2 separate regions of the Mus musculus genome follow, and region 2 is linked to region 1. Evidence: chromatin contacts called from ENCODE Hi-C or POLR2A ChIA-PET data. All regions are on one chromosome and are shown on one strand. Each heading gives the region's core, a stretch centred on a gene start or an enhancer-like site at or near the end of the contact. The rest is flanking DNA. Distances are from core to core; before and after follow the strand shown. Region 1 holds the start of Polr2a (polymerase (RNA) II (DNA directed) polypeptide A). Region 2 holds the start of Fxr2 (fragile X mental retardation, autosomal homolog 2).

What was found. A loop is a pair of places that touch in the nucleus more often than their neighbours do. ChIA-PET counts read pairs that join two places held with the same protein, here RNA polymerase II (POLR2A).
Region 2: a loop to region 1 is called in a map of left cerebral cortex, with 3 times the contacts of the local background. The contact joins the promoter of Fxr2 here to the promoter of Polr2a in region 1. A Hi-C loop is called at or near these places in 6 of 37 maps with a recorded cell type or tissue (heart, left cerebral cortex and v-Abl transformed pro-B cells). POLR2A ChIA-PET finds 5 or more read pairs at or near these places in 3 of 5 experiments (Patski and embryonic stem cell).

The regions. Positions count from the first base shown.
Region 1 is chr11:69,756,690-69,762,936 of GRCm38, reverse strand. Polr2a (polymerase (RNA) II (DNA directed) polypeptide A) reads left to right here and starts at 4,304. Exons shown (of 29, transcript NM_001291068.1): 1 at 4,304-4,806. The coding sequence starts at 4,714. Slc35g3 (solute carrier family 35, member G3) reads left to right here and starts at 1,093. Exons shown (of 2, transcript NM_019871.2): 1 at 1,093-1,321; 2 at 1,783-3,053. The coding sequence starts at 1,253. The coding sequence ends at 2,802.
Region 2 is chr11:69,629,373-69,636,001 of GRCm38, reverse strand. Fxr2 (fragile X mental retardation, autosomal homolog 2) reads right to left here and starts at 3,031. Exons shown (of 17, transcript NM_011814.2): 1 at 2,604-3,031. The coding sequence starts at 2,684. It overlaps Mir467f (microRNA 467f), which reads left to right and starts at 483; the gene lies at 483-602. It also overlaps the pseudogene Gm12308.

The sequences.
Region 1 (6,247 bases), core at 3,055-5,554:
TTGTAATCCTAGCACTCCCACAATGATGAGATGGAAGACAGAGATGGGAAAATCCCAGAAGCTCTCAGACCAGTTACTCTGAGTTTACAGAAGCACAGAGCAAAAGACTCTGTCTCAGATAGGGTGGAGGGGAGGACTGCCAGCTTCTCCCTATGCTTTCTGTGTCCCACGTGTGTCCCACACGTGTATGGCATACACACGTTCTCCACGAAAGAAAGAAAGAAAGAAAGAAAGAAAGAAAGAAAGAAAGAAAGAAAGAAAGAGAGAGAGAGAGAGAGAGAGAGAAAGAGAGAGAGAGAGAGAGAGAGAGAGAGAGAGAGAAAGAAAGAAAGAAAGAAAGAAAGAAAGAAAGAAAGAAAGAAAGGAAGGAAGGAAGGAAGGAGAGAAAGGGAAGGAGAGAGAGGGAGGAGAAAGAAGAAAGAAAGAAAAGCCAAGGACGGAGGTTGTATGCTTGTAATCACAAAGTAGAGGACACAGGGGCAGGTGGATCCCTGGGTTCTCTGACCAGCCATCTAACCTACTGAGCAACTTTTAGCCACTAAAGATCCTGTCTAAAAAATGAAAAAATAGCCAGGCAGTGGTGGCACATGCCTTTAATCCCAGCACTTGGGAGGCAGAAGCAGGCAGATCTCTGTGTTCGGGGCCAGCCTGGTCTACAGAATGAGTTCTAGGACAGCCAGGGCTACACAGAGAAACCCTGTCTTGAAAAAACAAAAACAAAAACAAAAACAAAAACAAAAACAAAACAAAACAAAACAAAACAAAAAGGTGGACAGAACATTAAAAAATAAAAAAAGCCTGAAGAAAAATACCTAATGTTGCCCTCTGGTATTTACACTCATAGGAACATGAACATAAACAGAAACCAAAAAGAAACAATCCTCATAAAATGACATCAGCAAAGCATAAATGAAATAAACCAAGAGCAGCTTTACTATGAGGTGGGGGAGGGGAGGGGGAGAGAGAATGAGAATGAACTTGGAGCCATAGCAACAAAGACAGGAAACAAGCCTGCAGTGGTGGTACACACCTAAAATCAGCCTGGACAACTTAGCGAACTCCAGAATAGCCTGGCCTGCAGAAAGAGCCTCTTTACCCTCTCACCCTCAGATCTCACTCCAAACCAAAAAGAAACAAACCGATCCCCCAAATAAATGACAACAACAAGAAAACCGAGTTGGAATCAATGAGAAAATAGTCCCTCGAGAAGGTTCCAGGGAAGGAACCTCAGCCCCACTCCAAGCCAGTCACAATGGCTGAAGCTCTGCAGGGGACCAGGCAACCTGACCCAGGAGGAGAGGAGGAAGTCCAAGAAGAGATGGTGAGTATTTGGGGCAAAGGGGAAAAGTGGGGGCGACACTCAGTTTCGAGGTGCTCCTCTTCCCTTCTTCCTCTAAAGTTCCCAGTGGTCCTGGAGATACTAACAAATGAAATTCATAATGGTGGACCCAAAAGTTCCTGGAGCCTGTGACATGATATGGATACACACAGCATCTGAAGCTAACTCCCATTCCTCAAACAAACAGAGTATCCCTGGGTCCTCTTTTTTCCACCCAGGAACAACTAACTACCCAGAGAAACATGAGGCTCCAGGACTATTCACTACCTGCCTCCTGCTTTAGATCCTCAAGGCCCACACTGTATCATTTCATCCATCTTCAGGCCCTTTCTAGCTCCTATGAGTTCCTCTACTATCCTGAAGGGTCCAAGGTTTCAGCCTGCCACTCACCCTACCCCAGGGCTGTGGTTGCTCTCCTGTCCAAGCTCCTTTCTCCCTAACAGGCTGCCAGTCATCCCTATTTCAACCTACCTGACTTCACCCAGCCATCGCCGCCCTCCACTCCAGCCAGCCTCCCCTCCAAACATCACCATCGCTGTGGGCCCTCCAATGCCACCAAAGGCCTGTTTGTGGCCCTGCTGGGTGGAGGCCTGTCTGCTGGCTTCGTGGGCCCATTCTCCCGTATGGCTTACCAGACCTCCCAGTTGCCCTCGTTGGAGCTGCTCATCTTCCGATGCCTCTTCCACCTCCCCATTGCCTTGTTACTTAAGTTCCGTGGTGATCCACTGCTGGGACCTCCTGATGTTCGGGTTCGGGCCTTCCTCCATGCCATTCTTAATGTCCTCAGCATTGGTTGCGCCTACAGTGCTGTTCAGGTGGTGCCTGCCGGCAACGCAGTCACTGTCCGCAAAGGTTCTTCCACCGTGTGCTCTGCCCTCCTGGCACTCTGCCTCGAGAGCCAGGGTCTCAGTGGCTATGCCTGGTGTGGCCTGTTTGGCAGCACCCTTGGGCTAATCATCATCGTGGGACCTGGACTAGGGACACTGCAAGAAGGGACTACTGGCCTCTACACAGCCCTGGGCTATGTACTGGCTTTCCTGGGAGGACTGGCACTGTCACTGGGGCTGCAGATTTACCGCTCTCTACACTTCCCTTCCTGTCTACCAACTGTGGCCTTCCTTTTTGGCCTGGTGGGGCTAATGGTCTCTGTACCAGGCCTCTTTGTGCTGCAGACCCCTGTGCTACCCCAAGACACTCTAAGCTGGAGCTGTGTGGTGGCAGTGGGGCTCCTTGCATTGGTTTCCTTTGTATGTGTGAGCTATGCAGTCACCAAGGCCCACCCTGCCCTGGTATGTGCTGTCCTGCACTCTGAGGTCGTGGTAGCCCTCATGCTGCAGTATTACGTGCTCTATGAGACCGTGGCACCTTCTGACATCATGGGAGCAGGGGTTGTGTTGGGCAGCATTGCCATCATTACTGCCCAGAACCTCAGTTGTGATAAGGAAGGGCAAACGGAGGAATGAAATCAAACTTGAGGGGGGGAGGGGGGACAGGGGTAAATAGGAGAGATGGGAATAAAAACCATGGGAGAACAAATGCCTGGCAAAGAACTGGTGTGGAGGACCAGTGAGATAGCTCAGCAGATAGAGGCTAATGCTACCAAGCCTGATCTATATGGTAGATGGAGAGAACCGACTCCTACAGATTATTCTCTCTATACATTCGCTGTGGCGTGCTTACACACAAAATAAAAAATATATATTAAAGCAAAAAACTGGTGTGGAGAGAGATGCCCTAGGATTCAAGGGTGACTTGGGACTAAGTGGAGAGGAGAGACCGGGAGCATGTACAGGAACCAGGGTATGGAATTGGGGCTGGGAACAGGGAATAAGGGCATCACTCAGCAGCGAGGTCTCAGATCCAGAGGACTAAGGAAGCCTGGTAGTGGGTCAAGGGGATTAATCCCACAGGCAGGAAAGAGAAGAGCGCTGGAGATGAAGAACGAAGAATGCAGCTTGTCAGGCGAACAGCCAGCACTGGGGGAGGGGCGTGTTTCCTTTCCTTTGGAAGGTATTTTGCTTTCCTCAGTGGTGGTGCTCCCTGTCCGAGCGGTGATGTAACGCTGACATCAAGCATGAATGAATCACTGTGGTTGGCTGAGCAGTTGGCTTTGCTTTGAAAAGGAGTGGAAACATGCTCTTTTGGGAGATTCCCTTGAAACACTCAGCCGCCACCTTATTTCTGAAGTCGTCTGAAAGGTGTAGGGTTTCCTTGACCCCGAATTCCCCAAGACATCCCTATTCTGCCCCACCGCTAATCTGCTTTTCTCAGATTGTCACGGTCGCGTGATCTGCGGCTCCTGGGTAGCAGCCATTCTACTTTCAGAATAGGCCTCCGGGCTCGGGAAAAGCTTGGGCTGAACATCGAGCGCCAGGGCTCCGTAAAGCTATTAGAGCACAGGCGGTGCCCCAACGTCCTGGGGCCTCTCCACTAATAACGGCTACTTCCAATTGATTGGACGCGCCATCTTGCCTGCCTTATGCATATTCAGCGGTGAACTGAATATTCATGAACGAGGCCCGTCCCGTCCCTCCCTCCTTCCCCCCACCCCCGGAACCCGCTCCGGAGGACCCGAAGGGCCCCGCCTTCATTACCGATGCGTAGGACAAACCATTTTCCCGATGTGTGTGGGGGGATACTAATGAGAGACTTTAGCTGAAAATGAGCCTGAACTCCGAAGCTGAGTAAAAATGGCCTAACTTTATCCTCCGTTCTGTAAGTCCTCGGTTTGAGTGCACGGGAAACCCGAAAGGAGGACGACAGGACCAGGAACATTCTCCTCCTCCTGTCGCGTCAGAAAGAACACCCAACCAGGGAGCCGGAGCCCTAGCGTCAACAACTCCGCCGCGCGCGCTCCGTGTAGGCCGGTGCGGGCGGCCCCGTAGCGCAAGGGAGGGCGGGAAAGGAAGGGGCGGGACACAAGGGCGAATCTATAAAGGGCGTCACTCAGCCAGTTCTCTCCTCAGAAGCGCCGAGAGCGCGACCGGGACGGTTGGAGAAGAAGGTGGCTCCCGGAAGGGGGAGAGACAAACTGCCGTAACCTCTGCCGTTCAGGATCCCGGTTACTTATTTATTCGTTACCCCTTTTCTTCTTCCTCCCTCCCAAAACCTCCTCCTCTCCTCCCTTCTTTTGTTTCCTTTTTGGGAGCCGACGAATCTCCGGAAAGGGAGAAAAGGCTTTCTTTCAGCCCTTTTCGTTCCTCTGCCTTCCCCCCCCCTTCCCCCCTCCCCCACCTTTCCCTCCTCCAGCCTTTCCCTCCCTATCCCGGGAGGTCTTTCCTGGTGGCCGCCCGGACGGGTTCTGAGCACTTAGGCGGCGGTGGCGCAGGCTTTTTGTAGCGAGGTTTGCGCCTGCGCAGCGCGCCTGCCTCGCCATGCACGGGGGTGGCCCCCCCTCCGGGGACAGCGCATGCCCGCTGCGCACCATCAAGAGAGTGCAGTTCGGAGTCCTGAGTCCGGATGAATTGGTAAGATAGTCCGCCCGTCTCTCTGCTATGCCTTTGGCTGATGATCCTCTGGGAAGATGGGTCAGTGATGCTGATGTTGTGCGGGGGTCCAGCCTTCAAAAGTTAAATTATGCCAGGACTTAAACAAGCGAAATGCTATGCCTGAGATGAGTGCTTGACTGGACAGAGAAGAAAGATGTTTCCATACTTGAGCATTGCTGCGGTTCAACGAGACAGGGTTGAAAGTTGTACAGGAAGTGGATCCCCAGTTTTAGTTCTTTCACCAATATTGAGCATCCTGCTATGTGACAGTAATCAGACACTAGGAACACAGCTGCACAATAAATATAACAGAAACTCTACCTTCTAAAACACTATGGGAAAAACAGAGAAGAGAGCTTAAGAACAAAAAGAAATGAGCAAAAATAAGTACCTAGATTAAAGCAAAATGAGGAAATGCTGTAAGAAGTCACTGAAATTGAATGGTGTCAGGGTTTGGAAGACATACTTGCCAGGGATGGTGACATTCCCAAGTAATATCAGTCATCAGAGCTATTTTTTTAGGTGGAGGAAACAAGTGTCATGGGACTGAGAGGGAAATAAACTTGTATTCTAGAGACTGAAAAGCCAGTGTTGGGGCAGGCAGGGTTAGTGGGTGCGGAGAGTGCACTGAAGAAGCACGGGATATTGTAAATTACGCTCTAGAGAGTCCAAATTTCTGTTTTCAGTAGGAAACCACTGGGTAATTATAAAGGTGACAGTAGTAACTTATACACACACGCATGTACAGAAGCTCCGTAAAGAGCTGATGTGAAGTGGGTGAGGATAGACAAGGGATAGCTTTTGGAGACTTGGACTTCTTCCTCCTGAGAGGAATAGAGAGTGGAATTAAACAGCTGATTCTAGACTGAGGCAGTCCTGTTGGGGTAAGGGCTCAACTATAGCAGAACTCAAAAGAAAAAACAGAAAAACCTACATCAGGGCTGGTAAGATGGCTCAGCAGGTAAGAGAACTGACTGCTCTTCCGAAAGTCATGAGTTCAAATCCCAGCAACCATATGGTGGCTCACAACCATCTGTAATGAGATCTGATGCCCTTTTCTGGAGTGTCTGAAGTCAGCTACAGTGTACTTACATATAATAAATAAATCTTAAAAAAAAAAAAACAAAGCCCTACATCAGGTTTCTGGACATCCAAGACCTCACAGACCGACACAAAATAAATTCCAGATAATTAAAGTAATAAAACATTAAGAAAGAACAGGATTTTAGGGGAGCTGATACCAGAGGACAAACCTTACATTAATAAATAAAGGTAAATTTTCTGATGATCCTACAGTAAGCTAAGCATTGTACTAAAAGAGTAAGGCAGACATGGGCCACTTTTATCAGAGGCTCTAGAACAGAACTAAAATAAGTATATTGGGAAACAAATTTGTACTGTGATGGACAGGGTTTGATTT
Region 2 (6,629 bases), core at 1,782-4,281, 130 kb after region 1:
GTCATAAATATTAATCAGCAAGGTTTGAATAGGTAAGTATCTACATTACACTTAGGCAATGTCTTTAACTCAGTCATGGAGCAGAAAGTGCTGAAGTGGCCAGAATACAAAATCTACACTCAATATTTGGCTTTTATTAACTCTATACTATCAAAGAATCCTGTCCCTGCTTCCCTCAAATCTATCACTGCTCTGGCCCACAGAATAAAAGGATAAAAGAGAGACTTTCTGTTGGATACCCATATGTGTAACAGAATTCATGTCCCAGCCCAACCATGTCATACAGTTAATTGGAACTGAGCACTCATCTGTCCCAGCTGTGCATGGCTCCTGAGCTTCCTTAAACCAAATGCAAATATCTTATCTTGATCTCATACTCAATTTAAGAACCACTTTTCAAACTAAGAGTAGTTGTGGATGCTTTTAATCCCAGCACTCAACAAAGGCAGACCTATCCCACAGAGTTTGAGTTCAGGGCAGCCACGGCTACATAGAGAAATCCTGTACCCAGAAATCGAACGGGGGTGGGTGTGTGTGTAGGTGTGTGTGTGTGTATGTATGTATATACACACACACACCTACACACAGCTTTTTTGGAATTTTTAACATTTTGATGTTAGAAGGATACAGATGAAGACTAACATATCGAGGAAAAGAGAGCATAATAAAGAGTACTTTTTGGGTTTGTTTGGGTTGTTTTAGACTGGATTCCATTCCCCATGCTGGTTTTGAACTTCAACAATCCTACTTTAGCCTTCTAAGTACTAGGGTTAGAGTATGTACCACCATACCCAGCCTGAGGAGACTGTTTTAACAAAGGTAATACAAATGTGGGTGAAATAGATATTAAAACATTAATGTGTCCTCTCAGAAGCCAAAAGAATTAAAGACTTTTGCTACAGAAAACAGAAATGTTAGAGACACTGTTCTGGTCTGAAGAAAAAGTACCAAGAGTTAGGAAAGTGACAGAATCAGCTAGGAGCCTTCTTCAGCTATACACAGACTAGACAGGTAGACATCATCAAGGATACACAGGAATACAGAAATACCAAGCTAAAAAGACCGAGACTTAGTTGAGAAGCTGCATTAAAGCTAATAGGTATGTGCACCCATAGGCACTGGGTAAAGAACTTGATCAGAAAAGGGAAAAAAATGGCCTGGCCTTTATAATGGATAACTAGCATATCAGTTGAAGTGAGGGTAGGAACCATCTACAGGGGTAGGGCAAACCTAAGTCTTTTTTCAGCTACAAAAAAGATACAATTTCATAGTAGAGTCAGAGAAAGTTATTTCCAAGGGCATAAGAAAGTAGAAGTTCTACTAGGGTAGGGGGACAGACAACCTGAGGAAACCTGAAGAAAAAGGGGCTCTTCTCACCCATCTCATGCTATGGAAATTCCTCTTTCTCTCCAGGATGAAGAGTAAGAGAGGGACCAAACGTGTCCGGGACAATTCCACTCATAAAAGTCAAAAGATGTTCAGAACCCCACTGATCAGAAGAAGAAAATATCTGGGGCGTGGGATCCAGAATAGACTCAGGACAGATACAGAAGATGGGGTGGGTGGTGGATAGAAAGAAGGAAAAAACAAAAGTCTGGTCTGGCATGGTGGCTCAACCAGTAACGCCAGAGCTGTAATCCTAGGCTGAGGAAGAGTTCAAGTGCAGCCAGGGAGGGGATCTTGTCCCAACCACACCCCTTAAAAAAGTTCACAGGAATCAAATCTTAGGCAAAGAAAAAGCTGATTAAAGAAGCAATTCTGAAAGATACTTTTTTTCTTTCCAGAAGGATTGTCAACAAGCAGAAATCTGTTAGAATAAGAACTTGTTGAGATGGCCTTTGAGAGACAGTGAAGCTTAAACTTACCAAGAAGATAGAGGAATGACCTAAATATATCTAGAGTCAAAGAGATAAGCGTGAATCCATCCCTCATAGGTGATTTTGGAATATAGGTGTGGTGGGTGACAAACTTGTCCAACAAATCCACTTTATGGCTGGCTGATAAAAACCTGAGGCCAAAGATGCTAATGCTAAATAACACAGATGGGTTTTGACCATTTCTTGTCAGCCTGGGAACAGGAATTTAAGACCAAAAGTTGAGCAAATGGTCTAGAGCCAGTAGGCAGAAGGCTCCCTGAAGACCTAATGTGGGACAGTGGACCTTCCCAAGGGGGTCATGTAGGAAAAGAATGCGAATCCTCCATGTGCTTGGGCTGCAGGGGTGATGTGATTAAAAGCTGAAGTATCGCCTACACTAAAAAAAAAAAAAAAAAAAAAAAAAAAAAAAAAAAAAAAAAACAAGAAAAGTCGATTAGAAGCTAGGAAAAGGGCTTTCTCCAAAGGGACCCGGGGCTCCCATCCCCGCACAGGAATGACCTGATGGCCATGTTTTCAGCTGATAAAAGCAGGTGTAACAGCGAGCTCAAAATAAAAGCACGAGGGTTAACTCCCACGATCGCCACGGGAGGGTTTCGAGTGGGAACGTGGGTCGAAGGTTCTAAGGGTCAAGACCAAGCTCCAGAAACTCGATCCCGCTCCACTCTTCCCTGCCTCGGCTGGGGGAGGGGGCTAAGGAGGGTGGCCCGGGTCGACGCGCCGTCTCACCTTGTAGAAGGCCCCGTTGGAGCCCCGCACCTCGACGGGCAGTCCCGGCTCCACATCCCCCCCAGAGGCCAGGCCGCCCATGGCGCCGCCACCACCTCCGACTGGCCCGGCAGCAGCTGAAACAGAGCCCTGAGTGCGGGCCGGGCCGGGTCCCCGGCGTCTCCCTGGAGGAGGAGCCGGAGGGGGAGCCGCGGGGGGCGGGAGCCGGGCCGGCCCCACGGCGGCCCTGCTACAGCCGACGAGCAGGGGGCCGGGGCCGGGCCGCTCCCCGTCCGCCGCCGCCGCCGCTGCCTTGGTCTCCGCCACCGTGAGGGAAACGGCCGCCGCCGCCGCCGCCGCCTTCGTCACCTCAGCTTCCGCCCGCCGGCGCCCCCGCTGCTGCCTCGGTCCCGGGACCCGCCGCTGCCGCTCCACGGCCTCCACCTCCCCCTGCTGCCGCCGCCTACTGCGCAGGCGCACAGGGCACCCGCCCGCCGCGCGCGGAGCCGGAGGGCCAAGGCGCAGGCGTCTAGGCTAGCGACCCAGCTCCCGCTCGCCAGCGCGTCAGGGCTTCCACATTCTCTTGCACTCTCTCACGCCCCCTCCTGGTCGCCTCTCTGCGCTTGCGCAGAACGAGGCGAACGCTCTCTGTACCACTCCAACCTTCCACTGTCCCTGTCCCTTCCTTTCCCCGCCCCACAACACTGGAAGCAAACCAATCAAAGGGAGAGGGGGGCCGCGCTCGCTGCATCGGATTGGACTTCCGCCTCCACAAAGTGAGCCCCATGGAGCCTGGGCAATTTAGGGATGGGCATGCGCCCGAATGACTGCTTGGTCACTTTCACCACCTTTGTCTTTCTTGGTGCGCACACTCCAAAAAGGGGGGGGGGGGGGGAACCAAAAGGCAAAAACTGCCCAGTGCGCAGGCGCTGGGCTTTGGTGTCCATGCGCATGTGTTGACTCTCTGCATCCATAGGAGAATCAAGAGTCACTGTTGTTGGCTTAAGTAGACTTTTTTTTTTTTTTTTTTTTTTTTTTTTTTTAAGTTTTGTGAGACAGGGTCTCTTGTGTCCTAGGCTGACCATGAACTAACTAGGTAGTGGGGGAATGACCTTGAATAGGTCCTCCAACCTCCACCTCCCAAGTGCAAAAATTACAGCCATGTCATTACCATGCTTGCCCTAAGTTGACTAGTATTCTAGTAAATTTAGTGCCGTATGAAAAACAAAATGCCACATAACTTGATGCATAAATTCTGAGGGGATTCAATACAGGAAAAACTGTCATGGAGTAACAAAAGAGAGAGAGAGAGATGGCTCGAATACGAAGCTTAACGGGAATTGTATTCCTAGACCACAAAATGGAAGGAGATATCCTCCTGCAAGTTGTCTCCTGAACATCATACATATAACATCACTCGTGGTCACCCACACGTATAACAGATTTTTTTTTTTTTTTTGTAAAAATAAGGGGTGTGAGGTGGAGAGATGGCTCAGTGGTTAAGAGCACTGACTACTCTTCCAGAGGTATTGAGTTAAATTCCCAGCAACCCCATGGTGGCTCACAATCATCTATAATGGGAACTGGTACCCTATTCTGGTGTATTTGAAAACAGCAATAGTGTACTCATATACATTAAATAAATACTTAACAAAATAAAATAGGATCAGTGTTCAAACTACAGGTTGTGTCGTCAAGATTTAAGCTGCCACCACAATGATTGAGGCTGCTAACAACAACCTTCTTGGAAAGGAAGTCAGGGTTAAATGCAACACAGATGACACCATCAGAAACTTGAAGAACTTGATAGCGGCCCAATGGTACAGGAGTTTGAAGGACCACGTGTCTCTGGGAGATTATCAAATCCACAGTGGGATGAACCAGAGCTCTGTGACCAAGAAAGGGAGATTCCTCCTCCTCCCCCAGCCCTGCCTTCCTCTTCCACGTTCATTTGACACTGGTAATAGATTCTCATTTTAAACAATTCACATGAATTAAAATTTTGATGCTGAAAAAAAAAAAAAAGACCCAGACCCGAGGTTTTATTTTGTGTCTTGAGGTGTTTTGAAAACTCTGGCCCTTTCTGCCATATTCCCTTGCCGCCACCATGGTGCGAATGAATGTTCTGGCAGAGGCTTTCAAGAGCTTCCACAACACTGAGAAGAGAGGCAAACACCAGGTCCTCATCAGGCTGTGTTGTAAAGTCATTGTTCGGTTCTTCGATGGTGAAGCACGGCTACACTAGTGAATTCGAGGTCATTGATGATCACAGAGCTGGGAAGATCGTTGTGAACCTCACAGGAAGGTTGAACAAGCGTGGAGTTATAAGCCCTAGATTTGATGTTCGATTCAAAGACCTTGAGAAATAAATTGCAGAACGATCTGCTCCCATCGCAGCAATTTGGTTTCATTGTGCTGACAACCTCGGCTGGCATCATGGACCATGGAGAAGGGAGACGAAAACGTACAGGAGGGAAAAATCCTGGGGTTATTTTTTTAAATGTAAAGCATAAATAAAAAGCCTTCGTGGATTGTGGAGGAAAAAAAAGGAAAAAAAAAGAAAACTCTGGCTGGCCTGGAACTCAATATGTAGGCCAAGCTGGCCACAAACTCACAAAGACCCCTCACCTGCTCTGCCTTCCCAGTACTAGGATTAAAGTCAGATACCACAGGCCTGACACGTAATGCTGTTTAAATTATTTTTAAAGTTTCCTGGCATGGTGGCACATGCTTTTGATCCCAGCACTTGAGAGGCAGAGACAGGCAGATCTCTGCTGAGTTTCAGCTTGGTCTACACAGTGAGTTACAAGACAACCAGGACTATATAGAAAGACTCTGCCTAAATAAATAATAAAAAATATTTCTGTTAAGATCTTTCATTAGCAGTAGGCAGAGGCTGGTGGACCTTTGTGAGTTTACGACCATGCTGGTCTACTTGTGAGCTTCAGAACAGCCATGGATACATAGTGATAGTGGCTCAAAAACAACAACAAAAGAATTGTTTTTAAAACCTGGGAGATGTCTCAGTAGCCAGAGGTAGTCACCGTCAAGGCTGACAACCTGAGTTCAATCTCTAGGCCCCATATGGTGGAAAGTTAAAAGGTAATTCCCACACATTTCTCTCTGGTCCACGATCATGTATATGTGGCCACAGAAAATAAATACAAAATAGTCAAAGGTAACCATCTAGAATTCAGTTCTAGGAGACATCACATCCCTTCTGGCCTCTGTGGGCATCCAGCACACATGTGCTGCACATACCTACATGCAGGTAAAACACTCATGTGCATAAAATTAAAGAGAAAAAAGCCAGGGTTGGATTGCTTAGCAGTTAAGAGGTAATTCCTGTATTTCCAGAGGTCCTGAGTTCAATTTCTGACAACTACATGGTAGCTCATAACCATCTATAGTGTGATCTGGTGCCCTCTTCTGGCCTACAGGTGTACATGCAGATAGAGCACTCACATTAAATAAATAAACCGTAACAACAACAACAACAACAAAAAGCCTAACTATTAGGAGTTGGCATAACATCCACAATGTTCTGTGCAGGGGCAAAATGAACTCTACACACTTACAAAAATAAATGTGTGTTTTTTAATATGTCCTATTAAGCCAGGTAGTGGTGGTTGCACGACTTTGGGCCCAGCAGTTGGGAGGCAGAGGCAGGTTTGAGGATAGCCTAGTCTACAAAGTGAGTTCCAGGACATCCAGGACTAACTAGAAAAACCCTGTCTTGCAAAACACGGGCCGGATGTGATGGCGCACGCCTTTGATCCCAGCACTCGGGAGGCAGAGGCAGGTGGATTTCTGAGTTCGAGGCCAGACTGGTCTACAAAGTGAGTTCCAAGACAGCCAGGACTATATAGAGAAACCCTGTCTCGAAAAACCCCCCCCAAAAAAAAGAAAGAAAAAGAAAAGAAAATGTCCTATTAAGCACAGTAGTTGTCTTCTGTAATTCTAACATTTGAGAGTCAGAGGAAAAAGAATTGCAAGTTTCAAGCCAGCCTGAGAGACGTAACAAGACTACAAACATACTAAATAAGT